2 separate regions of the Mus musculus genome follow, and region 1 is linked to region 2. The links are chromatin loops, found by intact Hi-C in ENCODE. Cell type or tissue: left cerebral cortex. All regions are shown on one strand. Each heading gives the region's core, and the rest is flanking DNA. Links, peaks and the distances in the headings are about the cores only. Region 1 has its middle 33 kb from the start of Saysd1. Region 2 has its middle 16 kb from the start of Gng2.

What was found. Hi-C counts contacts between places; a loop is a spot of excess contacts. Peaks named below come from ENCODE experiments on the same cell type or tissue, not always from the same donor. Only the 100,000 strongest peaks of a DNase experiment are listed, where the experiment ranks them.
Region 1: it touches region 2 in a loop (3-fold over the local background); 6 of 42 quality-filtered maps call a loop at or near these places.

The regions. Positions count from the first base shown.
Region 1 is chr14:20,041,715-20,057,906 of GRCm38, reverse strand. No RefSeq gene overlaps it. Among named protein-coding and RNA genes, the nearest start is that of Saysd1, 33 kb to the left of the region's middle. In left cerebral cortex, for the core only: no CTCF peak of the experiment used is centred there; DNase peaks (open chromatin) are centred at 7,555 and 9,604.
Region 2 is chr14:19,985,216-20,001,407 of GRCm38, reverse strand. No RefSeq gene overlaps it. Among named protein-coding and RNA genes, the nearest start is that of Gng2, 16 kb to the right of the region's middle. RefSeq lists an enhancer at 13,343-16,192. In left cerebral cortex, for the core only: no CTCF peak of the experiment used is centred there; no DNase peak of the experiment used is centred there.

The DNA.
Region 1 (16,192 bases), core at 4,062-12,061, 57 kb before region 2:
AAAAGCAGGAGAGTTTTCCCTTATCCCAGAAAGGGCTGTGAGAGCCACACTAGTTCCAAGGTAAGCAGCTAAATGCACTCCTCAATTCTGTGCACAATCAGCTCATTAAATAACTATTTAATAATTCTTACAAAGAACAGAATGTTGGGGACATTTTGAACAAGAGGAGAATACTGGGTAAATCCAAAGGAATTTAAATAAATGATACTGTATCACTGCTGTAGCTTTGGGTATTCCCTAGTTATTCAACAAATTCCCTAGGATGAGCTGCTAAGAAAGAATGCTAGGGCCCTCTGAGACCAGTCTGCACAGATCAGCTCATGGACTGTGGAGGATGAACGAGCAGACTGCAGAATCGACACAGCTTCTGGGACAGGCAGAAGCTACACAGCTTCTGGGACAGACCCCGTTTCAGGCTCCAGACATCCGGGCACCTTCCCTACAAGAGGAGAGGTGACCACCTGGGATGGCTCTGACCACTGGAGCAGGTGAGCGAGCCATCTTGTGTCCTGGGTCCCTCAGAGACCAGTCTGTGCAGGTGAGCGTGCAGACTGCAGAGGCAACACATCTTCTGAGACAGGCCCTGTTTCAGGCCTTCACCTTCAGCCAGGAGGCAGGTCTGAACGCCAGATCTCTGTGCACTTTCCCTGCAAGAGGAGAGCTTGCCTGAAGAGAACTTCAAATCTCCGAAGAAAGAAATTAAAGAAGATCTCAGAAGATGGAAATATCTGCCATGCTCATGGATTGGCAGGATTAATATAGTCAAAATGGCTATCCTGCCAAAAGCAATCTACAGATTCAATGCAATTCCCATCAAAATTCCAACTCAATTCTTCCCTGAGTTAGAAAGGGCAATTTGCAAATTCATCTGGAATAATAAAAAAACCTAGGATAGCAAAAACTATTCTCAACAATAAAAGAACCTCTGGTGGAATTACCATGACTGACCTCAAGCTGTACTATAGAGCAATTGTGATAAAAACTGCATGGTACTGGTACATCGACAGACAGGTAGATCAATGGAATAGAATTGAAGACCCAGAAATGAACCCACACACCTATGGTCATTTGATCTTTGACAAGGGAGCTAAAACCATCCAGTGAAAAAAAGATGCATTTTCAACAAATGGTGCTGGCACAACTGGCGGTTAACATGTAGAAGAATGCGAATTGATCCATTCCTATCTCCTTGTACTAAGGTCAAATCTAAGTGGATCAAAGAACTCCACATAAAACCAGAGACACTGAAATTTATAGAGGAGAAAGTGGGGAAAAGCCTCGAAGATATGGGCACTGGGGAAAAATTCCTAAACAGAACAGCAATGGCTTGTGCTGTAAGATCAAGAAATGACAATTCAATTTCATGGGACCTCATGAAATTGCAAAGCTCCTGTAAGGCAAAAGACACTGTAAATAAGAGAAAAAGACCACCAACAGATTGGGAAAGGATTTTTACCAATCCTAAATCAGATAGGGGACTAATATCCAATATATACAAAGAAAGAGCTCAAGAAGCTGGACTCCAGAAATTCAAATAACCCCATTAAAAATTTGGGTATAAAGCTAAAGAAAGAATTCTCAAGTGAGGAATACCGAAGGGCTGAGAAGCACCTGAAAAAAATGTTCAACATCCTTAACCATCAGGGAAATGCAAATCAAAACAACCTTGAGATTCCACCTCACTCCAGTCAGAATGGCTAAGATCAAAAATTCAGGTGACAGAAGATGCTGGTGAGGATGTGGAGAAAGAGGAACACTCCTCCATTGCTGGTGGGATTGCAAGCTGGTACAACCACTCTGGAAATCAGTCTGGCGGTTCCTCAGAAAATTGGACATAGTGCTACCAGCTGATCCAGCAGTACCTCTCCTGGGCATATATCCAGAAGATGTTCCAACTGGTAATAAGGACACATTCTCCACTATGTTCATAGCAGCCTTAATTATAATAGCTAGAAGCTGGAAAGAACCTAGATGTCCTTCAACAGAGGAATGGATACAGAAAATGTGGTACATTTACACAATGGAGTACTACTCAGCTGTTAAAAACAATGAATTTGGTTGTGGTGGGGTGGTGCACGCCTTTAATCCCAGCACTTGGGAGGCAGAGGCAGGTGGATTTCTGAGTTCGAGGCCAGCCCGGTCTACAGAGTGAGTTTCAGGACAGCCAGGGCTACACAGAGAAACCCTGTCTCGAAAAAAAACAAAAACAAAAACAAAACAAAACAAAAAACCCAAAAAACAAAACAGCAACAACAAAAACCAAAAAAAAAAAACCCAAACAAACAAACAAACAAACAAAAAAAAAAACCAAAAACCAAAAAACAAAAAAACTAATGAATTTATGAAATTCTTGGGCAAATGGATATATCTGGAGGATATCATCCTGAGTGAGGTAACCCAATCACAAAAGAAGTCACTTGATATGCACTCACTGATAAGTGGATATTAGCCCAGAAACTTAGGATACCCAAGATACAATTTGTAAAATACAAGAAAATCAAGAAGAAGGAAGACCAAAGTGTGGATTCTTCATTCCTCCTTAGAATAGGAAACAAAACACCCATGGAACCCATGGAAGGAGTTACAGAAGCAAAGTTTGGAGCTAAGACGAAAGGATGGACCACCCAGAGACCTCCCCACCCAGGGATCCATTCCATAATCAGCCACCAAACCCAGACACTATTGCATATGCCAGCAAGATTTTGCTGAAAGAACCCTGATATAGCTGTCTCTTGTGAGGCTATGCCAGTGCCTGGCAAATACAGAAGTGGATGCTCACAGTCATCTATTGGATAGAACACAGGGCCCCCAATGGAGGAGCTAGAGAAAGTACCCAAGGAGCTGAACGGGTCTGCAACCGTATAGGTGGAACAACAATATGAACTAACCAGTTACCCCCAGAGCTTGTGTCTCTAGCTGCATATGTAGCAGAAGATGGCGTAGTCAGCCATCACTGGGAAGAGAGGCCCCTTGGTCTTGCAAACTTTATATGCCCCAGCACAGGGGAACACCAGGGCCGAGAAGTGGGAGTAGGTGGGTAGGGGAGCAGGGCAGGGGAAGGGTGTTGGAACTTTTGGGATAGCATTTGAAATGTAAATAAAGAAAATATCTAATTAAAAAAAAAGAAAGAATGCTAGGAACCTTGTTATAATTATATCACTTTTGTTTTTTAAATTAAGAAAAAAAATCATACATTCTATCCACTGTCAAAAGTTCCTCTTCACTAAAATATCAACCTCTATTCTTGTGGCAATTTCCTTGATTTTATAAATTCCTCCTACAGGTGTTATTTGTAAGACTTTGCATTAGGTTGGGGGACTGCGTAACAAATTACCAGAACCTTGGTGGCTTTAAGAAATCATCACTGGCACATCATAATATTCACATTGAGTCCTGAAGAATGAAAAAGTATGAAAGAAAAGGCAGAGAAAATATGGCAGGATGGGGAGGCATACTGAGTCTGGGGTTTTTATTTGGGAAGGCCTGGGAAACCTTTGGCATAAAAGCAAAATGCCAAATAAGCCATTAAAAAGCCAGCTGTGTGGGTAGGCAGGAAAGCCAAGGTAGCCATAGGAATCAGGGTTTCATTGGCTTCAGAATCTCCATGGCACTAAGGCCAGATGAAGGTGACTCTGGTTAGAGTCAAGTTTCCTTCTGTCTACATGTGCCTTGTTTGGTTCTCTTATCCAATATGGGCAGATTCTCCAATTATCAAACAAGAAAGAACAAGAAGATAGGAATGCACATAGGAGGGGCCTCTCTGAGGGGATACACTGGCCCCTTCCCCTCATTTTTCTCATTCACCAGTGATGTGTGTGATTGTAAACTCCACTTCAGAAGTGCTTGAGTGGGTGTGGAGACATTTGCAAAGAAGGAAGGAAGGAAGGAAGGAAGGAAGGAAGGAAGGAAGGAAGGAAGGAAGGAAGGAAATCACTGTTGTTATGGAGCAAGCTCATACTCTGTGGGCAGCTTCAGATGCCCCTTCAGAGCGAGAGTTGATGGAAGATGCCAGGCAGAGTCTGTAACTTTTTGTTACCAGCATTAAATGGAGAAGCACTTTTATGAGGTTTGGGAATGCAAGTTGCATTTTCCCAATGAGCTTGACCAGAGGGAGAAATGAAGATGATGGCTTTGTCAAAGGGGATTATATATTGGCAAACCTAAGGCAACTGAAGAGGAGCGTGGGCACTGCATTCTGACAGATGGCAGTTAAGGTTGAATGTACTGTAGGCCTCAGTGGGTGGGGACTTTGTTGAGAGACTTCATCAAAACACATGGCATTGTGGAATTGGAAGTGGAGGCTACTGGGTGAAATTCAAGGTTTGAGATTTCAGTGCAAAGCAGTTTCTCATGAAGACAAAGTCTAGTTTGTGACTGTGTTGAGAAAGAAAGCACATAAAGATGGTGGGTTATGATATTGGCCCAGCTGTTGCCTCTGGACACACATGGATGCTAATGTTACTAAGAATGGTGGCAAGATCCGAGAAAAGAACTGACTTCAAAAAGGCTATCACATTAGGAGCCTAAGCTGCAAAGAGGAGAGAATCAGTCTGCGGAGCTGGCAAATAGCTAGTGATAAACCACAAACACCCACCCTTTTGCAGAAGGTTGTAAGGAAAATGGAATATTCAGAGTGGCCACATTTTATTTGATAAAAAGATGAAGGGTGCTCTGTTTAAGAGTAAAATTTTATTAATGGTGCTTAAGAAAATAAACAGACTAAAACTAGAAAAGAAGGATTTATTAATGTCACCCAGACTTAAGCCAGGGTGGCTTTTGAGAGATACTGAGGAATAAATCACAAACTCACCACAACGTACTCAACTGGTTATGGATTCTCTAGGATTTCTTTCTAGCAGAGTGAACCGTTTTCAGTGTGGGACTGTAAAATGACGTTATAGCCAATCTTTTTTGTTTTTTGTCTTTTCGAGAAAGGGTTTCTCTATATTGTCCTGGAACTCACTTTGTAGACCAGGTTGGCCTCGAACTCAGAAATCTGCCTGCCTCTGCCTCCTGAGTGCTGGGATTAAAGGCGTGCGCCACCACGCCCGGCTCATTATAGCCAATCTTAAACACTTGGAATATTTTATACATACAATAAAAACTTTTAAAATATAAAAGTAAGATATTATGCTTGCTTTAACATAAGTTAAGACATGTTTTAAAAGCAATTATTAGAAATTGAATATCAGTTTACCTGCTTAGTAAAAGACTATGAGATGAGCCCAGGATGCTGTGTGTCTTAAGTTTCTCTTGCTGCAACAAAATACCCCGACAAAAGCAATTATAGGAGAGAAATTTGGTTTACAGCAGCACATGGATGTTCTAGTCCAGCAGCATGCTTGGATGAACACTAGTATAACAGTGATTGCTGATAAACTATTACAAAACCTCAAACAGATATGCGACTTCACCTGGAAAAAAATGATGTACTAGGACACCAGTAGGCAAAAATAAACTGTAAGGGCAATGCACATGGATGTCGTAGTACAGAAGCACACTGTGATGGTTTGTATATGCTTGGCTCAGAGAGTGGCACTATTAGGAAGTGTAGTCTGGTTGGAGTTGGTGTGTCACTGTGGGTGTGGGCTTTAATACCCTTGTACTAGCTGCCTGGAAGTCAGTATTCTGTTAGCATCCTTCAGATGAAGATGTAGAGCTTTCAGCTCCTCCCACACCATGCCTGCCTAGATGCCTCCATGTTCCTGCCTTGATGATAATGGACTGAACCTCTGAACCTGTAAGCCAGTCCCAATTAAATGTCCTTATAAGAGTTGCCTTGGTCGTGGTGTCTATTCACAGCAGTAAAACCTTAACTAAGACATACACACAAGTATATATTAGTATAGCCCATGGATGTATCGGTACACAAAGTAATTAGATAAAGTAGCAGTCATGGATTTACTAGTATAGTAGTGATCACAGATTTATTGGTATAACAGCACACTTGGATGTACTAATACAGCCCTACCCATGGATATACTATTACAGAAGTGCAAACCAATGAACTACTACAGTAGATCAGTAAGTTCTAATAGATGAACATGTGTGGATATACTACCACAGCAGTGCACATGGGTGTAGTAGTAGAGCACTGCACAAGGATCTATTACTAAAGCACTGCATGTTGATGTAATAGTGGAAAAGTCAAAAAAATATCTGGATTTGTTAGAGAGACTTACAGGCTGTGGTCCAGCTAGCTCATCAATGGCCATCTACCAATGGAAAGTACAAGATCTGGTAGTTGTTTAGACCGTGAGGCTGATGTCACAGATGGTCTTCAGTATCTGTTGGGAACCTGAAGAAGTAGGGCTCTATTGCCAGTGAAGAAATGAACTCGGTAGTGAGAGCTAGGCCAAGCAGGCAAAGAGCAAGAGAGTCCTTCCTTGTCTCTCATTTATGCTGCCACCAGGAGGTGTGTCCTGGATTTAGGGGGAGTCTTCAAATTCAAGTAATTAAAAATTCCTCACAGGTGTACCCAATCACTTGAGTTTTAGTTAATTCCAGATGTAGTCAAGTTCAAAACAAAACTAGCCACTACACCACTAGACCTCAAACCAAACCCAAATTCAGTCCTAACCACAAAATCAGACTCAATCCTAACCTGTACCCTCACCCAACCTGAACCCCAATGCTTACTCCAAACTCAGTTCTAACCCAAATTCCCACCAAACCCCATCTGGAAACCAAAACCAACACCCTAACCCAATGCCAATCCTATCTACAACCCCACCTTCTACCCCATCTGTAACCATAGCCCAGCCACAACACCAAACCTGGGCACAATGACCCAACCTCTACTCTATTCCAGACCCCAGCCCAGCCACAACACCAACCCTAGGTGTTATGACCCAACCTCCACCCCAACCCTAACTACAACAACTCAAGCCCCAACCTAACACCATTCCCAACTCAATTTCACATCCACAAACCCCAACCAAGACCTGAAACCATCCCCAACTCCAGCTAAGATCTCAGACTTAGATCCAATCTTGACCCTCAAAGTCTAACCCTAACTGGAACCCCAACAACAACTCCAAACCCAACCCTAATCACAAAACCAACATTATGTCCAACCTAAACCCTACTCCAGCATCTAATCCAATAGCAGCTCTAATATGAACTCCAATCTAGACACCAAACCTAGCCTGAAACCCGAACCACAACCTAACCACACTCACCACAACCCTAAACTGAACCCAAATTCTGGGTTATTAGTCCTCACTGGCCTGGAGCCATGGGAAGGAGGTGATATAAGCTCTCTAAATATTACCCTACTTCTCACCTCTGTTTTCAGTTAGGAATCTTATGCAATGAGATCACCTGACAGGACAACATAAATGCAGAGTCTGCCTCCATATTTGCCTCTCCTGTGCTATTATCTAAGTCACACAATGGCTGGTGAGCTGGCTTTTCCATCTTGTGCCATTAAGATGTTTCTTAGCATCCTACACTGAAGAACAATTCATTAAAAATATCTCTGCCTGCCTTCCAATTATGGTCACAGCTCTCTGACTAGGAAGCCAATTATATCACTCTGATAGTATTACAGCTTGAGCTCTACCACATTAATGAAGTCCTGTTCCTAAATATGGAACCAGTATGGGGGAGCCATTCCTGGCCCAAGGCCTCTCCATCCTGCGGACACCAGGACCTGAAATGAAAACAGTTCATGCAGTCTTCATTCAGACGGAAGGGTCTCACGTGCTTGCTGGAAATGAACTGAAACCACACGCAAGGCTAAGATTATATAACATGAAAGATTTCCACTATTTAGTGTTGAAGGGCTATCTTCTAAACAGCAAGCTTATCGCTGACCCTAGAAAATCACCTTTCCCAAATTTGACGGTACTGACCACAGACTGCTGTAGGCAAAACACTGCGGTCAGCACACAAAGCAGGTTAGGTCCAGCTTTTATGCTCGTGGGGTCGGTCAGAGTTGCAAAACATCTAAAAAAGCAAGCCATGTGGTATGGGTTATGTCAGGATTTTTCACAAAACAGTCATTGAAAGAGAGTGCCCCTAGGGTCCATGGCGTCTAAGATCATGTAGTGTACAGAGAAATAAGCAGAAGACCCTGCCAGTCTCTGCCTATGAAGGAGACAAGGAAAACAGCAAGCTTTCACATTAGTTAGATATGTTTGAGATTCCTTAGGAAATATTAGGTTACATAGGAATAAGGAAACAGAAGACAGACGTCTTCCTGTGAGCTGAGACAACAGAACGACGAATGCTGAGCTGCTGATTGCAGCCTTTGCAAACTGCTTGTCCCCTTCTCTGTTTCTGGAAAGGGTCACATCTGCTCCTCTCTCACCAGCATCTACTCAGACCCCAAGTTCTGTTTGCTAAAGATAAAACTGTCATTGTTTATTATTATTGTTGTTGTTTGTTTGTTTGTTTCTCTCATATAACACATCTCGACTACTATCTCCCTCCCTCTACCCTTCCCAGTTTCCCCCAAAACCTCTTCTCTATCCCAGATCGGTGGAATCCAGGATCTTCCGTTTCCCTTCAAAAAAAGAGCAGGGCCCTCAGGGATATCAACATGGCATAACAAGCTGCAATAGGATTAGATGCAAACCCTCACATCAAGGCTGGACAAGGCAGCCCAGAAGGAAGAAAGGGGTCTGAAAAGCAGGCAAAGGAGGCAGAGACAGCCAACACTCCCAACAAAACCTCTGAGTTATACAACCATAACATATACCCAGAGGACTTAGTGCACACCTATGTAGAATCTATGGTTGCTACTACAGTCTCTGTGAGCCCTTATGAGCCCTGCTTAGTTGATCATGTGGGCCATGTTCTCCTGGTGTCCTCAATCCCTCCTTGTCTGCTAGGGTTCCCTGAGCTCTGCCTAATGTTTAGGGATAAAACTGCAGATATCAGCTTCTGTAAAACTTGCTTAGTCTTGAGAAATGTATCCTTTGGGATGGGGATAAAAAAAATCACCCTAATATGGCCACAAAATTATGCCAATGCCTAACCCTATATAAACCATGAAATATTTCTGATCAGCACTGGGTTTCTTTAGGCAATAGCAACTCACTGATTAAAGAATTTTTCCTTTAATTCCTTTAATTCTCATTCAAGAAGGTTGAAGCCTGGCCTCAGTGCCTGTGCCCAGCACCTCAACACATTTGAATAGAGAGCAATTAGAAGGCAGGACAAAGGAAACTCTCCTGGGTCCTCTTGAACAATGACAACAGGGACAAAAGAAGCTGGCTACATTGTATCCTGTCCCTATTTGTTTCTCTTTGTGTCCCACATGCTCCTGGTGGAGAGTGGGGGCTGACAACCCGTGCTGATTCCTCTTGTCCTATAGCAGGCGGCTTGGACCATGCTTGGCTGCAGACCTGGGAGCTCACCTATTTTCCTCTGTTCATGAAGACCATAATATTGTCACATCTGCATGCATACAAGGTGCTGATGGCTTAAATACCTTATCTTCATTCAAACATTTTAGCTACTCTAGGAAATGGTTGTAACTCGTGGCCATTTTACAGATGAAGAAATACAGTGCATGCAGGAGCCAAGCAGCTATCAGGTTTGCACAGCTGGTATACAGTGGAAGCAGCTCCTGTTGCCATAGAAACCTTCCTCAAGGCAGAGAGCCCCTATGAACATAGCCTTCCAGGCTGAGCAGGCCAGAAGCCTGTTTTAGAAGAAGGGCTTTAGTGACAATATGCGTTCACATTTACAATCCACACTTGCCTTAAGCCCCATTGTCTTTCTTAACATTGCTACACTGTCTTAGGTTTTAAATTTAGACTTACACTTGTCTCTGTGCAGATCATCTCCTCTCCTCATTGTAAGCTACTGGAGACAGGGATTACCAGAAATTGGATACTGGGGCTGGGGAGCTGGCCTAGAAGGAAAGGTGTTTGTAGCTGATGATGCAAACTGGACCAGCTGAGCTAAAGCCCTGGAACACACATGAAGGCTCTGGCTCCACAGTTCTCCCCATGCTCATCGTGGCATGTGCACCCACATACATATCATACAGTCACCCATATATCATATCATGTACACACAGTAATACTTAAAAAAAAAGAGTCTGCTATTGTTTAGATGACTCTTAGCATTGCTTGTGTTGTATAGCAGATTCCTCTAATGTCAAAACCTTGGAGAGAAGCTCTTCAGGATGCAAGATGTTAAAATGGAGGTAAAATAACAAGGTGCTCTAAGGGAAGGTGAAATACCTCACCCTGTAGCTTGAGGACTAAACAACACAATAGCCTCAGGAAGTCCCTACAAACGACCAGACTTGCTGGGCTCCTCTTTTCGCAAGCATATATAAGCATGGGACTGCTAAGAGACTCTTAGATGGGCTGAGTCACTTGAAAGAGCCTCACAGACCAACTTAATTACCTAGAAAAACACTCCAACCCATAGAGCTGACTTCAGGCTTGGCAGTGTGCTCCAGGTTTCCAGCTTACATGACCCATGCTGGGATGGGCTTTTGTTGATGCTGCTGTCTTTGAGTCATTTCTGCTTCTAAAAATAACCCATCACTCATATTCTTGTAAGTATCCCCCCCCACAAAAAAAACTCATTGGTTCACCAAATTGGACTTTGATAATCTCCTTACAGCCTGTCATCACTTCTGTATCTGAGGTGAGCGGATGTCTCCCTAGGAATAGTGTCACACAATAGCTAGTAAATATGTTCTCCATTCCTATGTCCCCTTTGCTCCAGGATTCTATACGCATGCTCAGTACTTCAAGCTGATTGCTTGAATGAAAGAGTGATGATACACAGAGTAACTTCATTTCAGAATTTTAGGCACAAACTCTGCATATCATTTTCATCCCTCAGACTCCACTTGGCATGTTTTATGTTGCAAAATAAATATATAAATTAAAAAAAATAATGGCAGGAGGGCTCATTATGAAACTTCCAGATGAATTATGGAAGCTTAATAGCTATTCTGCCCCAACTTAATTATCTGACTTAATGCATTAATGAGTGAATTAAATCCAGTCCCTGCCCATTTTTAAGAAAGAGCAATGATGAAGAAACGCAACAGGAAAAGAAACCTCGGCAGCCACAGACTGTGACAGTCAGACCAAGACTGAGTTGCTCTGTAAGCTTTCTCTACACTCACAGTTGCTTCATGGACTGGACTTGGCCACTCAGGGCAGGAGCTGCTGGCTCTGCTGTCCAGGCTGCTGCTGTAGGTCCTTGCCACTTTGGGCTGACTGTTCTATGTGTCAAGACCGGAAGTGCCAGAATCCAGAAGCTTGCAGACAGAGTTGGCGCTCCCATTCTGGTTTGCATGGAAATACCATCGTATGAAAAAGGTACCGTCAGTCCCAGGAGGCCCAGGCTTGAGCAGGTGAACCTGAAGTGGAACTGCTAAATCAGGAAGGCTGACCCCCAGGTGATTATAAGTGTTGCATTAGGCAGTAGATGTGGAGTTTGGGCTTGCTGGAAATAGAGGAACAATCTCAAAGCCAAAAAGCACTTACACATCTTTCCCTGAAACATTCCTACTGTGATGGGTCAAGTCCAGGTGTCTTAGTAGAGAGGGCTCCTTATGTACCATCTCCTGATGCCCTGCTTTGGAGTCTAAACCCTAGATTTCACTTGATTCCTTTGTGTTGCACACCAACTAAGAACCTGACTCACCAAATGCAATGGATGATATTCATGAAGCACTTAACAAGAGCTTGTCATTGTCCCAGGACTTTTCATTAGCCCATTCAACTCTTAAAACCTTCGGTTGCCAAATAGGGTGCGGTGGCTTGTTCACACTTCCAGAGTGTGTCAGTGGCAGACCTGAGTCAGACTTAGATGAGTGTCCGTGTGAGGAGAAAGTAGAATGGAGAACTGACTGAGGGAGGAAAGCCACCCCAGTATGAGATAGAAGAGAGGTGTCAGGAGGGCTGTGTGAGAGAGAACAAATGGGAGCGAAGGATAATCACACACACACACACACACACACACACACAGAGAGAGAGAGAGAGAGAGAGAGAGAGAGAGAGAGAGAGAGATGCCAGGATAAAACCTTCAAAGCTAACATTAAACATTAATAAAATTAAAAGAAAACCTCAGAAAACTAGCCCTGCAACCTTCTCCTCAAACGCTGTAATGCTCTTGTACTGAGGAAAGCGCTGTGGGGAGGGCTGGGAAGAGAAAGGAGAGGGGACCTATGCTGAAGAAATGAGATGGTTCCAGCTTCTCTGGTATGACTCCCTTAAAAGACTGAGTGTCTGTGACTTGCTTTGGCCAACAGAGCCTGGCACAAGTTCACTGTGTGTGCTATGGACTTCTACTTTCTTCAGCTTTGACCACTTTTGAGTCTAGTATTTGTAAGGAAGTCCATGCTGTTCTGAAGGAGACAGAGGCCATGTGGAGAAGACCCAGAGGATGAGACACTGCAAGGAGGGTGGCCCACATGGAAGGGCGCTGATGCTTCCAGATGACAGAACAAGGACCCTGGGAGAAGCTTGATGGACTCCAGCCCAGCTACAGTCAAAGGCAGCCATGTGAGTAACATCAATGGAGAACGGAGAACCCACCCAGACATGCGGATAACTCTGGGGAATAGGAAATCATTCTCTTAAGGCTGCAATTTTGGAAGTGGTTTGTTACACCGTGGCTGATAGCTGACACAGATGACTGTTGAATTCCTCAGCCTTTGTAAGGAAAGACCAGGCAATGAGGCTGGGACCAGCTGAGGAAGAGCTTCGATAGCACACTAAGAAATCTGGATTGGACCTGGTAAGTTCTGAACATTTGTAAGGAGGGAGTGGATGAGATGACAGGTTTTTAGGAATGCGCCTGCAATGACAGCAGAGAGTGGAAATACGAGCATACAGATATGAGGAAGAAAGGCATGGGGAGGCTGACTGCTGAGCTAAACAGATGCTGCTGGAAGTCACAGAACAAGGAGCCAGCGAATGCAGAATCAGGCATTCAGTCTTGGAGACACAGATGTTTTCTGCCAATCCATTGCCTCTACCATTTCTTTAGAGATCGTTTCATAGTCTCTCCAGCTATGAATGTTCTTCCTTCAAAGATCTAAAGAAGGAAACGTGTCCAGTTAAGAGCCTGAGGTTCAAAATGAGAAACTAGCATTTCAGTCTATTCTCTTTTACCTTCTAGTTGTGTAGCTCTGGGCAAGTTTCTGAAACACACACACACACACACACAGAGGTGTATGTGTGTGTAATATATAATAATATATAATATATATTATAATGCTTGCTTCATATGGACATTGTAAGTATAAAAAGTGATGGTATCTGGTGAATCATTTGTATAAATGACTACACACCCAAATGTAAGTACTCAGATGACTGCTTCTCTTCATGTGATTGAGCTTCAAGCTGGTGGGTGTGAGTCTTCACATCTCCATGCAAGCATTCATGAGGGAGTTGTCTTCAGTGTATGCCTTCCAAGCATAAATAAATCATCACTATTCAAAAACCAGGTGGAAAGGACATGAAAACTATGGTCAAGAAATGCTAAACACCCACCCCCCCCCCCATGCTTCATTGCAGAGAACTTAGGCACTGGAACACAGGCAGCCAAAGGGCTGGGAAGTCCTACAATTCTACTCAATGAAGAGAGAGGGGAGAGAAGAACTGGATGTTTTTTAGCTTCAGAAGCTGCTAAACCAACCTAGAAGGATGGACCATCAAATTGCATTTCATGCCAGCTGAGTCAGCTCCCCAAGGATGCAGCCTGGACACTGTGACTCCATAAATCTCTTCCAGTGACTAACACTCAGCAGTTTGAGAAACAAGAGTTTGAGACATTGTAACTTGGGTTTTCTGTCACTTGAAGCTGAAACCATTTCTTTTCTTTTTTTTTTTTTTTTAATTTTTAGAGACAGGGTTTCTCTGTGTAGCCCTGGCTGTCCCGGAACTCACTCTGTAGACCAGGTTGGCCTCAAACTCAGAAATCTGCCTGCCTCTGCCTCCCAAGTGCTGGAATTAAAGGCGTACACCACTACTGCCTGGCTCCATTTCTAATTTATGTTATAATTTATAGTTTTGGGATCATGTACCCCAACCTTCTGTAAACATGAAAATTTCCTGGAAGACTTATTTATTTGTTTTACATCGTACTCACTGCATCCCTCCCAGTCACCCTCCTCACATCCCTTCCCTCTATTCCCTCTCCCCTTCTCCTCTGAGCCAGTGGGAGACCCCTTAGATGTCTCCCCACCCTGGCCCATCAAGTCTCTTTGGGGCTAGGCACATCCTCTTCTACTGAGGCCAGACAAGGCAGCCCAGCTAGAAGAACTTATCCCATAGACAGGCAACAGCTTTTGGGGTAGCCCTCACGTCAGTTGTTTGGGATCTACATGAAGACCAAGCTGCACATCTGTTACGTATGTACAGGGAGGCCTAGGTCCAGCCTGTGTATGCTCTTTGGTTGGTGGCTCAGTCTCTGAGAGCTCCAAGGGTCCAGATTAGTTAGCACTGTTGGTCTTCCTGTGGAGTTCCTAACCCCTTTGTGGCCCTCAATCCTTCCCCCTTATTCTTCCATAAGAGTCCCCAAGTTCCATCCACTGTTTGGCTGTGGGTGTCTGCATCTGAGTCAGCTGCTGGGTGGAACCTCTCAGAGGACAGTCATGCTAGACTCCTGTCTGCAAGCATAGCAGAGTAGTGTTAATAATGTCAGGAATGGGTGCTTGCCTGTGGGATGGATCTCAAGTTGGGCCGGTTATTGGTGCTATTCCTTCAGTCTCTGCTCCATCCCCTGTCCCTAAATTTCTTATAGACAGGATAACTTTTGGATCAAAAGTTTGTGAATGGGTTGGTGTCCCTGTTGCTCCTGGAGGAATTTTTAAATACTTAAATTCCAAGGCTGTGAGGTGGATCAATCATATCAGGTTTTCTTGGAATGAGGCTCAGGAAAGCCCACGCTTTGGGAAATTTCAGTGTACAGGTAAACCTGACAGACAGTGAGTGCTCTTGGAGAAAGATCCCGTGTTTGAGACTTATCTCTTGCATGCCTCTCTGCCTTGTGAGTTAAGGCTACACTTCTCATGCTTTGATGAAGATAGGAATCACCAGAGGTTCTTGTTTAATAGAGATTCTAATTTAGTAGGAGCCAGCCCAACAACTCCAAGTTATATACCCATATCCACATAAGTCATATACCTAATTCAGCTCTGTATCTGTAAGTTACACACCTATATAAAGACACACCCACTTCTACTTCTATGCTTCTAAGTTAGCATGTAGTGCTTAGTTCTGTGAATAACAATTATTTATAACCAGCAAAGACCAGCGTGCATTTATTTTTCTTTCAATGGAGCTATTAATCCATAAAAATATGATGAAATATGATGAAAGCCCACCCTTCAGACTTTCTGGAGGGCTGATTCAAATTACTCCCAGGAGACAGCCCAGATGAGGAATATTCAAGAGATATCCTGTCTTTGACTTGACCCTTTGTCTCGGGAAGTTAGCTTTGATTGTAATGTAGGGATGTTTTCTTAAGGACATGGGGCAAGTATAAAACACAAAAGAATGGCCCACTCTTGACTACCCTAGAAGTACAGCTGCACACAAAGCCTGCGAAAACTGTGAAAACAGGACCCATTTCTTCTGCCATCTTTTCTTGAACTTCTCTCATTCAGACTGACAACCACACACATGTGCCATGCTTTCTAGCTGGCTGTGGCCAATACTCAGGACTGAATTCCCTCAATCTTGTACACACACACACACACACACACACACACACACACACACACACAAAATCATCAAATATCATATAAGAGGCAGACAATAAACACCCTGCATGGCTGAATAATGCTGTTGCTAGAATCCATGTGTCACCAAGCATGACCCCAATACCAGGTGTGGGAGGCCTCCTTGTGTGATGTAGGTCAGGAAGTATCGAGAGACCCACAAATAACACATGCTGTTGCCATTCTTCTTGGTCACATGCCACAGCTAGAAGATAAGAGCATACTGTGGGAAACACTGTACACCTCAGATACAAAGTACAGAGAGAACAAGCTCAAAATGAGCTGGGGACTTCCTTCTTGCTGGCTAGTTTCATCGTTCTGGAGGGTGTTCTGCAGGCTCCCAGGAAAGAAAAGGCACCAGCACTCTCACCCAGTTGTGAACCTACGAACTACAGTACAAACTGTTAGCATCTATTGATCATCATTGTCTTAATCAAAGATTACCCTGCGTATTGATGATTATTTTTTCTTTTAAAATTC
Region 2 (16,192 bases), core at 4,533-12,532:
ACACTGACAAACAAAATGATAGTAAGCCAGCTATGAAGGAAAATACCAAGTCTCATACTATTTTCTATTCCAAACATGGAAGAAAAACAATTCTTTTAAAGGTTTTAAAATTTTATTTTACATAATGCATGTTTTGCTTGCATCTATGTCTATGTACCATGCATGTGTCTGGTGTCTATAGAGACCAGAAGAAGGCATCCGATCTCCTGGAACTGAAGTTACAGACAATTCTGGATGCCATGTGGTGCTGGGAATTGAACCCAGGGCCTCTGGAAGAACAGCCAGTGCTCTTAACCACGGAGCCATCTCTCCAGCCCCATAAGAAAAAATTTTGAATGTGAACAAAAATTAAAAATTATTGACTATAATTGAAGCCCTGTAATACAGTCATATATAAAGGTGAAAGCACTGGTCACTCAAAATGCAGTTAGTGGATGTCAAACTTTACACACACACACATGCGCATGCACACACATACACACACACATACACACACATGCACACACACAACACACACACATGCACACACACAACACACACACATGCACACACACATACACACACACATGCACACGCACACACATACACATATACACACATACACACACATGCACACACATACACACACATGCACACACAACACACACACATACACACACATACACACACATACACACATGCACACACAACACACACACACATGCACACACACAACACACACACACATACACACACATACACACACATATACACACATGCACACACAACACACACACATACACACACATACACACATGCACACACAACACACACACACATGCACAGACACAACACACACACATACACACACATACACACATACACACACATGCACACACACAACACACACATACACACACATACACACACATGCACACGCACACACATACACACACATACACACACATGCACACACACACACAACACACACATACACACACATACACACACATGCACATGCACACACATACACACACATGCACACACATGCACACACAACACACACACATGCACACACACAACACACACACATACACACACACACCACACACATACACACACACACACATGCACACACACATATTTTGTTAACAAGAAAACTGACAAAATGATTCAAAAAGAATTAGAAAGATTAAGTGTTTATAGAGACTGAAAAACAAAGAAAAATGCTTCAATAATATTCATAAATTAGATGCAAACATAGCTCATACCTCACAAAGTGGGGTGGCTGTATTAACCCAGACCACTGTTTCACCACTCTTACATTGCTCTTTGAAGAGAATCATATTGACCCATAAGAGTGTTATAGAAATTAACCTTTATACTTTCGGTTCTTAAATATCCCGCTCAATCGTAAATGGCAAGTCAAACAAAAGTGGCCACTCAGAGCCCATGTGTGAGACCTGGCCAGTATAAAAAGGATTTGCTACATTTTTAGTTATTTAATTTAAGCAGTCTGTTATACACCCAACCTTGTGGAACTTAGCATTATGTCATGGGGACTATGGAGTTCTAAATGATAGTTTTTAATAATTGCATTTATACTGATAAAGGGAATTGAAAACCAGAGAGGTTAAGAAACCTGACCAAATTCAACATAACAAAAGGTTACCCAAATCTGTGGGTGAAACTTTTGACCTCTTGCCATGGTGTGTATTAACAGGAAAAGAGAACCACAAAGAAGCACTAAGTATCCAGACACACAGTGATGTACTGTGATGACATTTTTACATGCATTTCTACGTCTTTGGATAAACACATGTTACCACAACCAGATGAAGTTACAGACTATATCCACGGCCCCAGAGGTTCTCTGTGTATTTTTCTATACAAAAGCTGTCACCACTTCAAACCCTGGGTCAGTCATTGTGGATTAGTTTGGCTTGTTTTCCATAGAATGATATATCTATTCTGTGTCTTCTTGTATCTTCTATGTTTCTCGTGTAATTGTGCAGCATACATGCACACTCTCATGTTCCGTCATTCTTTGAAGAGGTATTCCGTTAGGTGAATGTATAGTCAGGTTTGCTGAAGAATGTTTGAGTTATTTCTAATTTTGGCTATAATGAATAAAACCAGGAACGTTTTGGAAGCATCCCTGTGGATGCTGAGCTATCTTTCTTCCTGGCTGAGTACTCAGGAAATGAACCACTGGGCAGTGTAGCTTGGATCCTAATGCTAAGTGTGTCCCCCAAAACTGTTTGCAAGAGAGGGTCTGCATGTAGCTTCTGGGAACCTGCCCCCAGTTAATTCTGATTGGTAAATAAAGATGCCAGCAGCCAATAGCTAGGGAGGAGAGGCAGAGGCAGGACTTGTGAATCCTGGGCTTGGGATCAGAGGGGAGAGAAGGAAGAAGAGAGTTGCCATGCCTGAGGAGTGTGCAGGACTGGGAGGGAGAGCCATATGTAAAGGGATCGGGAGAGCGTGACCCAGAGGGCTGCTCAATTGGGTCAGAAGTAGCCAAGTTAGACATAAAAATGAATATGTAGTAACTTGGAATTATTGGGGTAGATTCTAACAGCATAGAGATTAGGCAGTTGCCCAGCTATAGCGCTAATTAAGGCATATTAAAATATAAAGGCTGTGTGTGTGTCCTTCATTTGGGAACATAAACCATTGAGGCAGGTGGTAACTCTGCTCTGGACTTTATTAAAAACATTAATACTACAGGGCAGTAGGTCATGCGCATTTTTAGTGTTCATAGGAACTGGGGTAGTGCTGAACGTTTTCCAAAATGATGGCACTCATTTGCATTCCCACCAGCAAAATTCCAGTACCTTCAGGTCACCATCAACGCTTGACGCCACCACTCTTCTTAGTTTTATCCACGCTATAGCATTAATAAGTGTAATACAGACAGTACGATAAATAAAGGAAATACTTTCACATACTACAAGATGCTAGAAACAAACTTTTTAAATCAAAAGGCCCCATAAAGCAAAGAGCACTAACCGTCTGGAACTACTGCGTGGCGTCACGCTTCCAATTTGAGTTGCTGCTTATGTAGAAGGGCTTTATGTGCTGAGGTAAAATTGTTCGTACACTCTGCTTCTCACATGGGCGCCGCAGTCCTGATGCTGTTCTCCATTTCAACCCATTCGATACAAATATTCATAATATTACACATCTTTTTTTTGGTAATTTAATATTATATACAACGGCTAAGTTAGGAATCAATACACTGCATACATTAAATAAATTTAACCAGAAATCCAAACACATCAAATTCAGATATCTAACTTCAGAGTGATCCCTGTTGGTGAAGCAGTAAACACTCAGTGTTCAGGAATGTTTCTGAATGCATTGAGGGTGTGCCTCCTTTTTTGTTGTTGTCTGTTCTGTACCAGTATAGCACAAGGACCATGTATTTCAGTCATGACACGTATACTAAAGTTCAGAAAATTAGTCGCCATTACTCCTGCAAGTACCACGCCTTTATATTTTAAACAGTCTACAGCATGTTTCTGAATCTGTTAGCTATCTTTGTTGCTGTTGCACAGACTGATACAATCTAGGATTCTGAAGGAGGCTGCCATCCATCTTCTACTAACCAGGCTTGAGATCTGCTCTGGCCTCTTTCCTCTGGAGGGTGAGATTTGATAGATGACTAAATTTTGGAAAAAAAAAAAAAAAAAAAAAGCCGAGCATGGTGGTGCATGCCTTTAATCCCAGCACTCGGGAGGTAGAGGCAGGTGGATTTCTGAGTTCGAGGCCAGCCTGGTCTACAAAGTGAGTTCCAGTCAGCCAGGGCTATACAGAGAAACCCTGTCTCGAAAAACCAAAACAAAAACAACAAAACAAAACAAACCAAAAAAAAAAAAAACAACAACAAAACTAAGCTGCCAGACTTCAAATATTCTTTTCATCACTTACTCACTCACCCACTTACTCACTCACTCACCCACTCACTGCGTGATCATTAGCAAATCACCAAAGCTGGGTGAATCTAGATTCCCACATCTCCAAGACCAGAGAGGTAGCTCCTACCCAGAAGGTTGAGAATTCAACATTATCTATAAAGCACTTGTGCTGGCACAGCAAACCAACTACAGATGTTTATGAAATAAAATGAGTCCAGAAATCCTGCTTCAAATATAGTCTTTATCATTTCTTTAAAATGTCCTCAAGAAGCCTCGTTAGCGCCGTAGGTAGCGCTTCAGTCTCATAAGATGTCTTCTTTGGGTTTCTTTGTGTCCCTTTTGACTGTTCTACCCTCTGTCCACACAATCTCCCACACCAACACCAAGTGTACCTGATACCCTCAACAGTGCAAGAGAAAGGAAGCAAGGGACTAAGGACAGATGCATCTGAATGAGTCTTCAGTGCACCATGCTGAGTCAGAGCCTCACTCAAGAGGCTAGAGACTGCTTAATTGACTCCGCTGGAAAAGGCAAAAACAATAGGGATGACAACAGGAAGGGATGACTTAAAAAGGGGATGAGAGAATTAGGGAACAGATGCCATCACTCCATATTTTTGTAACAACAGTGGGTATGCAATTGTATACACTGGTTAAATCTCACACAACTTTTTTAAAAAAGATTGATTTATTTTATGTATATGAGTACATTGTAGCTCATGTGGTTGCTGGGAATTGACTTTTAGGACCTCTGCTCGCTCCAGTCACCCCACTCACTCTGGTCAACTCTGCTCGCTCCAGCCAAAGATTTATTTATTACTATAAATAAGTACAATGTAGCTGACTTCAGATGCACCAGAAGAGGGACAGATCTCATTACTGATGGTTGTGAGCCACCATGTGCTTGCTGGGATTTGAACTCAGGACCTTCAGAAGAGCAGTCAGTGCTCTTACCCACCGAGCCATCTCACCAGCCCCCTCACATAACTTTTAAAGAGTGAATTTTGTTTTGCGGAAATCATCCTCAAAACAAATGGTAAAAGACCAAGATGTAGTACAGAGATATTTGTTTAAAATATAATAATGCCATGACATCTGGTTTTTTTAATTAAAAAAAAAAGTTTTTGATTCTTTGTGTCACATCATATACCCAAAGCCCACTCATCTCCCCATTTCCTAGTATCTGCCCTTTGTTTGTCCTTGCAATCTCCTGCCACCCCAATAAACACAACACACACAAGCATGTAAACATCTCATGGTGGAAGCTGTAGTGTGTCACAGTGTGTCCCACAGTACAGCCCTTGGTCCACACGTCTTCACTTTCAAACGTTCATTGCAATGCGTCATTGGTTTAGTCCAAGGTCTCTGGCTTTTGTGACACAATCAATATTGGATTTCTGGGATTCCTCCCATCCTGCAGTTTTGAATTGGCAGGACTGACTGGCCCTTTCACGAGGCTCAATAGTTCACAGATTATATAGATTTTAGGGTGAGCCAACTCAAAGCCTAGATAACAGCTGAGCTGGTCAGCTCACCATCTCTCCTTTATCTGAACCATCAGGTGTGGAGAGCTTTGGGTTCCTGCTTGGCAGGAATCTGACATTGGCCGAAGACGAGGAAATGGGCTTCAGGCAGGAATCTGACATTGGCCATGACAAGGAAGTAAGCTCAGGCAGGAATGTAATTTTAGGCTAGAACAGGGAAGTAGGTTTCAGGCACGATGAATATGACTTTGGGCTAGGACAGGGAAGTAGGCTCAGTTATCATTCTGACTAAGCACTCAGTAACAGTGATCATGGAACTCTGTTTATTGCCTTGCTTGTTCCATGACTATTTGTGTTTATTGCCTTGCTTGTTTCTTAACCTAGGACTCACCTTATTACTTGTATGTAATTAAAACGGTATAAAAGCAGTTTGGGAAAAAATAAACCCGCCTCAGCCGCAGAACTGGCTGGGGTCATGTTGTCTAATTGTCTTTCTTCTTTTTAATCCTCACTCCTGTGCTGGAGAAGCTGTTGACTGACTGAGCGGGCTTGGTCAATCAGGACGAGCTCTCTAGCACTACTCCAGTTGGTCCTCTTAATTGGCAGAAGGAAGTGTCAGCTCTTCTGCTCTCATACCCTGGGGTCTGGTTCACCTGCAGTCACCACTGCCAGCTCCACTGAGCTGCCTAATCAAGGTGCAGCGCCCGCTCTCCCAAGTGCTACAGCCTGTGAGGGGCTGGGCCTACTCTCCTTTTCTCACACCCCCAGGGCTGGCTGAGCCCAGGAGAGGTGCAGGGTCCTTTCTCCTTAGTGCTACAGCTGGTGAGAGGCAGGGCCAGCAATTCCTACGGACTACTGCCGGTGGCAAGTGGGAGGGGCAAGGGAGAGCATCACCCTTGAGCCCTCTCTACCTCATGGCAGATGAACCAGCTCTCCCTGGCTCTGACCCTTGGAGCTGGCTCCCTGCATCCCCTCCACCAGAGTGGCATCCCTTACTTCTTTACTTATTTATATTTCTTTATTTATATTTATATTTATTTTGTTTTTCAAGAGAGGGTTTCTCTGTGTAATAGCCCTGGCTGTCCTGGAACTCACTTTGTAGATCAGGTTGGCCACAAACTCACAAAGACCTGACACCTCTGCCTACTGAGTGCTGGGATTAAAGGTTTGCGCCACCACCCCTGGCTACGCTGGCATTCTTATTGCTCATTCCATAATGCAAACGTAGAGTCAGCATGTGTACAGATCCATGTCTAACTTCACACTTGGGTTGCTTTCTTCCGTTCTAGGAGCAGTGCTCTAGCAGACCTGGAACGTTAGTCAGGGGCTGGGTACTCTGGCAGACTCGCTCTTTGCTTAAGTAGTTGCTGTGCAACCATTAGAAACATTAGAATATTGTTTTGGCAAAGGTGAGTTCCTCTTGTCTTTTGAAATCAGAATTCTACCCAGGCAGCTTCAGCAAGAGCTGTGTGTTTCCACAAGAGATGGCAACCTGAAAGCCTTTGCTTCAGTTTAGGCACACACTACAGTTTGTTTTCTGCTTTACTCAAAAACAATTTTCATCCTTGACTTCTAATTCTTCTATTGCTGTGAAGAGGCAACTTATGAAAAAAAGCATTTAAATTGGGAGCTTGCTTACAGTTTCAGAGGGTGAGTCCACAGCCATCATGGTGGGGACCGTGGTGGCAGGCAGGCAGGCATGGCACTGGAGCTGTAGGTAAGAGCTTCCCTATGATCAATAAGCAGGAAGCATGGTGGCGAGAGGGGAGGAAGAGAGGGGTGGAGCTAACGGGAAATAGCATTGGCTTTTGAAACCTCAAAGACCACCTGCAGTGACACCCTTCCCCCAACCTGCCCACCTCCTAATTCGTACCAAACAGTAAATTTTATATAAAAAAGTAAGTTCCAACAACGGGGGACCAAATATATTATGAATGGCTAAGGGGCTCATTCTCATTCAAACTACTATGATCCTTTTTGTGAAGAAACCTTGTTTCTATCTGTGCTCCATGTATCTTTCTGGTGTCTCCCAGGACCTCTATGGATGCTTCTCTACAGAATCCAAATTCAACAGAAACTCAGAAGCAGGATCTTCAGCCTTTTTGGCTGGCATCCTCTTAGTTGGGTACAGGCTGAACTCTGATCTTTGGGTGCAGCCTAAGTTTTTCAGCTCCGAGATTTCTGAGGGTGCTCTCTTCCCTGTAGATGCCCCTCCCACTGGGCCCCACCCTCCTGAAACCCTCTACACTTTAAGTTTAGCTTCTTCATTTTGCTACCTGTGCCGTCCCTCATCTCACGATCTTAGACATTTAGAGGTGACAGTGGGTAAAGAGAAATGAAAGCTACCTTGATTGGTCTGTCCTACAAACAACCAGAACAGTGCCCCAAGCTTTCCAAGGACTGTAAATGACATCTCTCACATCACATGCCACAAGACAGCTTTGCTTCATTCTTCAATACTCTTTAGTTATGTTATATAGAAAAAATATCTCCTTCTCTTCTACCCAACAGCATTCTAAGCCTTAAAGCCAGCTATACTAGCTAACCACACGTATTAAGTCCCATGACATCATCTCTTATCTCGAACCACAGAAACCAGGGTTCAGTATGAACATCTGCATCTGTCCCAAGAGAAAATGTTACAGATATACACACCGAGGATTGGGAAAATACTTTCTTTGCTATTGGAACATGCATGGGTAGCTCTATATGAAGATCTACACAAGGTCAGCACTAGAGGAAAAGCCTCCTCCACATGAATAATTAATGCAAAGTTGCCCAGAAACTACTGGAGAGATACCCAGGAGTCTGTCTTGTAAGATTTCTCTCTCTAGGTCATTCTGATATTTGGCCAAGGTGGGAAACCCAGTGGTCAGTAGAAATTCGACCAGGAGGGCAAGCCTGGTACTGTTCCACCTCTGTTCATGTGGTCCTCTGAGGGAGGCAGTATTGGACTGAGCATTTTTCAGGCAAGAATGAGGAGGCTGAGGGGCAGGCCACCCTTCTGTAGGTGATGGAGTAGACTATTTTACAGAGTCCGCAATGACAGTTCAGCACAACTATTAAAAGCTAACAACGAAACAGTAAGGCATGGGAAAGAAATGAAGTAGGGAGGGAAGAGAAGCTGACGAGAAACGCCCTCTATAGGAATCAGTAAGTTCTAATGAAAACCAGACATGCGCGTGTAGAGGTAGGCATGGAGCCTATGGAAAAGTGGACTTCAGGGCTGTGCAATGACAGCTGAGGGTCTATTCTGTTTTAGGTGGAGTCTTGCTACATTAGCCCAGGCTAGCCCCAGACTCTCAGTTCTCGTGCCTCAGCTTCCAATTGCCCAAGTGAGATCTTAATGACAGCCTGGAGAAAATGAAAATGCTATCAAGAAAGAATAAATTGTTTACAAAATTAGTATAACCTTTAATATGAGTTAACTGTTCACACAGAGTTATGTTGGCAACCCCACCAATTAAAACATGATGGGCTTCTGAACACTCCTTTTAAGGATGTGCATAGCCCACTGTGCATTATTTTCCTATTGTCTTAAAAGCCTCCTTCTTGTCTAACCTAGATGACAACTGTGATGTCATGCTTATTTCTAAACCATAATGAAAGGAAGATTTTGGAAAAATCCTTTCAGAGCCTGAACACAGAGAGCTTATTCAGATCTAGATGGCTGGGCTGATAATATCTAGTCTAGACATAGAGATCCATGAAAGAAAGGTACAATTAGAATCTTTTAATTCAAAGTGGGTGTCTTGAAATACGTTTTCTGAAAACCCAATTTTAATGTGTTATTTTTGTAAAAGGAGAGGGCACAGACTTTCTCAGGAGACTAGAACATCTCATTGTGTCCAAGCTGTGCCCACCAATGATTGAATCTGTGATTGGCAGGCAGAATTTCATCTGTAGCAGCTGCAGGGCTCTGCATAGCAGAGGCACAAATGCTGAGGGGCTGGACATGGACAAGCTGGGCGTGGCTTCTCTGCGGTACTGCCAGAATCTGCACAGACACAACGTTATTGAACACCAAGGTGATTTGGCTTATGCTGCTAAAGGGATGCCCTGTGCTTGACCTGTTTTCACAAAGGATAACCACTTAGGAGAATTAAAGGAAGAAAAGGAGGTCTCCTCCTCTGGAAAACTCAGTAATCTTGTTGTCACAAAGGTCACAGGCTGTGACACGGCTGCTAAAGACCCACTGGAATCATTATGGAAAGGAAGAGATCAACAATCCAATTAAGTTATAATAAGCTGAACTATTTCAGGTACTTTTAATCAACATATTCCTTTCTCTAAGTCTTAAGGAAGGTCTTCAGGGCTGAGAGAGGGGAAGAATAATGTTAATGCAAATGAACAATTGCTGAATGGATTGAATGAACCCGGGGCCTCTTTATTGCTTTATTTCCTAGGACCTCATCTCACGCCCCCCAAACAGCTGACCATCAAATTCTTCCGAAATGTTCAAGTATCAGGAGTGCGGTTTTATAAAACGGTGGTATAATATATGGGAGAGAGCACCCCAGCAGGCCCAGCCAAGGTGTTCCCCTGAGGAATCACCACCATGTGGCAGACCTAATGCAAAAGGAAGTTTATTGGCGGAAGGGAAGGGAACCTGGAAAAGGGGTAGAGGCAGAGAAAAGAGGGGTACAGAGAAGGACAGAATGAGTGAGAAGAGAGGAAGAGGCCAGCCAGGGACAGGTGGAGGAGAGAGAGAGAGAGAGAGAGAGAGAGAGAGAGAGAGAGAGAGAGAGAGAGAGAGAGAAACTGAGCAGTTCTTATATGCCTGGTTGGCCCATACCTGGCAGTTGGCTATACAAGCTATTGCTAGGTAGTAGCTGTTGGGCGCAGCCTAAAGGAATTGCTAACAGCCAGTGCCTAGATTACTGTCTTCCATGGCTCTTCTGTTTACATTGATTGACAGAACCAACCCACCTCTTCCATCCTCATTGTGGTCCAACTGACATGATGCCAAATCTTTCCTACCACACAGTCAGCCGTGTTCTGGCCTACCTCATGCCTCTGATCCACCAGTTTCACCAGCCCACTCAGCCCCCTTTCTCTTCCATCACCCCAGTTCTCTCTGTTGCTCAGATTCTCTTGGTAACCCAGACAAAGTAAATTGATCTCCTGTGTGTCCTCCCTTCCCTTCCTCCCTCTGTGCCTCTCCACAATGCTTATATGGCTATCCCCAGCTATTCAATTGGTTTGATTGAAGACATTCAACCCATTGAGGTAAACACAGGGACTAATTTTAACTTGCTAATGGCTGCTACCAACTGTGTAACTGTGCTTCTCATCTGTTCTTTTGTCTCTCTGGGCAGCAGGCTCCTACAACATTTTGTTCTAAGCCATAACTCTTCAGTCACTTGCACTTGTTAAAACACTTTGGTCTTGTAAACTATTGCATATTTGGCTCAAGTTTCCCTCCTCCTCCAGGGAAGGCTATATGAAGCAACTCAGTGGCAGATCCATCTCCCTTCTTTCTCATGGTGTGTAAAGTAGGAGAGGAAGAGAAAGAGATCCCTGGACCCCCGGTTTCTTCACTGCCTTTAGTGGTGGTAAGGCTGCTGAAGTTCTGCCCCTCTTCAAAGCTGGGCTCAGGAAGATTATCCTATAATGAGGAAACAACGTGAGAAGGCCTGAAACCTCCACTGAAGACAGCACTGACCAAGTCTCCTGTTCAAACTCGGGAGATGGCTCCAGGAATGTGAGCAAGCAGACTGACTGAGGTTTAGATCTGTCCACAACACCCACTTAAAGCAAGCAAGCAAACAAACACACATCCAGCACTGGCAAGCAGAGGCAGGAAGATCCTAGAGCCAGGGTTCTTCACCTGTGGATTTCGACCCCTTTGAGGGTTGAATGACCTTTTAACAGGAGTTGCCTAAGACCATTGGAAATATCAGATATTTACATTACAATTCATAACAGTAGCAAAATTACAGTTTTGAAGTAGCAATGAAAATAATTTTATGGTTGGAAGGTCACCACAAATGAGGAGCTGTATGAAAGGGTTGCAGCATTAGGAAAGTTAAGAACCACTATCCTAGAGGCTCGAGGGTTAGCCAGCCAACGGGTGAGTTCTGTCTCAAAAAAACAAGTTGGAGGGTCATAGAGAAAGACGCCTAACATCAGCCTCCACGTGCAAACACATATCAGCATGCACACATGCACACATACTCACACATGTACTACAAACCCTTCCCAAAGTTCCCTAACCACTACTAACTCCTTCCAAGGCGAATAATCAATTATACCTTACAGCTGACCCTAAAATAGAGGCATCACTCCATGCCCAATGCTATGCACCCCCCTTCCCTTCTTCCCATAATGTTTTCATAAAGCAAACTGGAGCTCTAGTGGATTTTATTGCTAGAGAATCTCACCTATCAGAACTATAGAAAATGTAAGAGAATCTTGAAAATGAAAATATGTGCTCATGTACTTAGGTTTAAAATATCATGCAAGGAATCTCATTTACTGTGAGTTCTTTCTTTATCACTTTCTTGTCCCTTTTGGCTTTTTTCAGGAATTTGTCTATGGAATCAATTAGGGAATCTTAAAAATTATACAGCTTTAACCAAAAATAAAAATCGATGTATTTTATATTGGATTTTTAGAGACAATCTGGCCTCATGTTTCTCAAAATATGTTCTAAAAGCATAAGCGATGTTCCGAGAAGACTGTTCAGTGGTCGACTATATCTGAGAGACACTGTGTTCTCTAGATTTCTCTCTCGGCACATCATCATAGCTATTGGAATATCAACAAACCTTGACAGATCCTGCACTAAGTAAATCCGATGGACACTGCACAATTTGGAATTTCACAGAATCATTAAAGCTCTTAGTTTCCTTTCCCAACTTCGTATCTTAATTACTTTAGTATTGCTGTAATGAGGCACCATGACCAAGGCAACTTACAGAAGTCTATTAGGGGCTTACGTTTTCAAAGGTTTAGCATCTATGACCATGGTTGGGAGCTCAGCAGCAGGAAGGCAGGCACTGTGCTGGGATATGTAAGCTAAGACACAACCAGAAAGCAGAGAGGGAGACACTGGACTTTTAAATTTTCAGTGATATACTTCCTTCAACAAGGCCATACCTGCCAATCCTTCCTTGTGGGTCTCCCAGTGGGCTGATTCGGTCCACGAGGGCAGTGGAAGCAGAGGCGGCCAGCAAGGGTTCCGAAGCCCTGTGAGTGCATACGGTGAATGACCACACAGGACCACTTGTCAGTAGGCAGATCAGCTTTACTTAGGGTGACACAAGGCTTATCAGGTTTTGGGGGACTGAGGGCAGGGACATTCAAGATGGGCAAAGGCTGAGGACTTAGAGTACCTAACATACCTCATTAACAGGGTGGAGCATTTCAGGAATCTCGGGTGTTGGCTGAACAGGTTTTTAACTGGAGAAAGGAATTTGATCCTATAAAGTAACTGAGACTGTGTGACATTCTTCAAGTAGAGGTGAGATTCTGGGCTTAGAATTCCTCAGACAAGGTCATAGAAGGAAAAACTCTGTTAATGAAGGGAGTCTCCGATTTTGCCCTGAACCCCAGAAGGCTATCCGGTCAATGGTAGACTTCAACCTTAATTAGCAGTTTTTCCATGTTTCCCAAACAGTTCTACCACCTAGAGACCAAGCATCCAAACATATGAGTGTATGGGGATAATTTTATTCAAACCACCACACTATGCGACACCCAGTGATCCAGTCTGGGACAGGGTAACATTAGCATGGATACTAGAAAGGATGCAGGAAGTGCTCCGACAGAGAACTCTCTCCAGCCACATGTTCTATCTGGGCATCATGGCTCAGGTACCAGCATCTAAAATAGGAAAGGTTGGCGCCCCTTGCTCCATCATCTCCGATTAGAAGACTCTGTGGTCCCAGCAGGTCCTCTGTGTCCACTTTAGCAAACCCAGGAAGTTCTACCAAGTTAAGTTTTAGAAACGTATGAAGCACTGTCAAGAGGCAGGAAGATATTTTACAGAAAAGAAAAAAAAAAGATGTAAAATCATGTACTTCTGAAATATGATGATGAAAAGTCCAGATGAATTATCAATAATTTTAGGGTTTTACATACTTAAAATATTACAAAATATATTTTACATTTTCTCTCAAACTAGTGTACTATGGATTTACTAAGCACAAGATAAATATTCAGGCTATGATAAGTAATCTAGATTGACCAATTTTTGGTATGCAGTTTTAAGCAAGGAGTTACATATCAACAAAAGGGAGACAAGTAGTTACTAATTTGTCTTTAATTTTACAAAATGATTGGATAGAAATAAAAATTCCACATGACCAAACGTAAAATGAAAACGTTTGGAATCTCAGCTCTGTTTTTTTTTTTTTTTTTTTTTTTTAAAGTTATATAAGCAAAAGCATTGTGAAGAGGATCCACAAGACCTATCCTTTTGTTTGGTGTGGAATCCAGCCGACTAAATCTTTCAGATTTCTTCTGGGTGGGTCTGATTGCTGGTGGGCTCCAGCCACCTGAGAAAAGCATCTGTCTTCCTGTCGCCATGCCAACTGCTCGGGATTTCCCCCTTTCTTTCCCATTCTTCCCAGCCATGTGGGAAGCTACACATTTCCCCACCTCGGGAGGAGCGCTACTTCTAACTACATTTGGCTCTTTCCCTCGCCTTTTGTGTGAGGCAAGACAACTGGCAATGAAATTGTCTTTTGGAATATGATTTTTCGTTCTGTTCTGTTTCCTAGCTTTTCTTACTGACGTCTTTGTGTGGTAGAGCAGGCTGGAATCCCACTGCATTTACATGGCAACCAGGAAATCAGTCATCCGACGTTGCCATGGTAACCAGAGGGGGATGGGGGAAAAGACCATTTATCACAGTGGGCTGTGTCCCTTGTTAGAAGCTTTCAGAATTTTTTAGACAAAGGTCATTCTGAAAACAGCAACCAAAAGAAAGAAAAAGGAAGGAAGGAAGGGAAGAAGGAAAAGGAAAGAAAAGCAGAGAAAGGAGAAGAAAGAAAAAGAAAAGAAGCTCGCAAACTCTGGTATGGAGACAGGCCTGTGCTGGCGCCAGCATCATGCAGCCGGAAGGTGCCGAGCCTGTGGCAGATGCCACAGAGAGCAGAGGACTTCCCCTTCTCCTCTGCTGCACAGGACACAGGGCTCTGACAGGTCAAGTCAGCTAAAGGAAGTTTTCTAACCCCAGGCTGCCTGAAGCTCGCAGCCTGCCGGGAAAGGCAGGTATCCCTGTTGCAGGAGGAGACTTTGCCTCGGTGTGGTACCGCTCTAAGTTTATGGCTGCAGTGCAAACAGAGCTCTGGGTGCTGGCCAGAGAAAAGCAGAAGGGTCTTGTTTCCTGTCACACGTGTTAGTAGTTGAAAGTAATCAGCTTTCAGATTCAAAGTGGATTTGGCTAAGTATTGTGATGTGTTTTTTATAGGCCTGGTCATTAGAGTCTTCAAGCGAGGAAGCGAGGAGGAAATGTGACAGAATCTATTTACTGGCAGATAGATGTTTGGTGACAAAGAGGAGTCTGAACCCCCATCAGGCACAGATTTCCCTTCTGGGTTTACTGGTGTGACTTTTAGAGGAAGACTGTCACACAATAAAGTGGAAGAAACACTCTTTGCTTTTAAAAGTCTTTTATTGGCAACACGGGAACAAGCCAAGAGATAGGAGTAGAGCGTTGGTGTGGCTGTAAAAGCCCTTTTCTTGTAAAATAAAGTCTTCCTTTAAAAAAAACAAAGCGGGTTGTTCTTTTCCTGTACCAGCTGAGATGAGGAAATTGTTGGCTTTCTCCTCCTCTCTGCACACTCTTCCGCTTCCACTTCCCCCTCTGTTCTCATCTCTGCACACCGCTCTGGCCTCCATCACTCACTTTCAACCTTTCATCCCCCTCCTCTCCTTCTCTCTTGTCCAGCAAATTCTCACAACCTTTATTTGAACACATACCCTGACTCTCTCCTCCATGCCTGTATTATCTGTCATCCTGAGCCATGCTTTCTAAACTAAAGTAAAAGTAGCCCAGGTTGTGGCCCAAGCCTTTGATCCCAGCCCTCGGGAGGCAGAGGCTGGGGGATTTCTGATTTTGAGGGTAGCCTGTTGTACAAAGCATTCCAAGACTGCCAGGGCTGTTACACAGAGAAAGCCCATCTCAAACACATACAACAACAAGCCAAAAAACCCGTGGGGGAGGGGCGGGAAACTTCTGATTGTAGTTGCAGTTTCCCTTTTTAAAACCTTCACTCTTATCGGGTAGCTCAGACCCTGCCATGGCCATCAGCCTGTTCCCCACGCCACCCCATGCCACCCCACTGCTGTGCACCGTGTTCACTAAATCACCATCCACCACAAAACCCGTTCAAATGTGGCTCCCGACCACCTCCCCATCCCTACTCCCCAGCTCTCTCCTGCATTCCTTCCCCATGTTCTCCCTTTGGTATTCCTTGAAAACATCTGCTGACCCCAGGGTTAGCACTTGTTGAACACTGTGCCCTAGAAACAGAAAGAAGGCTTTCTCTCACTTCCTCCCGGTAATCTATGCAGACAGCCTCCCCTACCATTCGTTTAAACTAGTCTGGAATCAAAAGGCAGGCAGTTTTGCAAGAGGGAAGGGACTGGTCACAATGGTGTGTGGAGGGTTAAGGGAACCACAGCAAGATCCAGTGTCACATGCAGACTTGAAGGAGCTGGTGTGGCAGGAGCACAGACAGCTGCAGTCCTGGAAACAGCAGGCACGTCCAGAGGACTTGTGGCTTTTGTGGAAGGAAATCAGAACCAAAGCAGTGTGGTAAGGAACATGCTGACCTCACTTGCAGCCCATTGGCCAAAC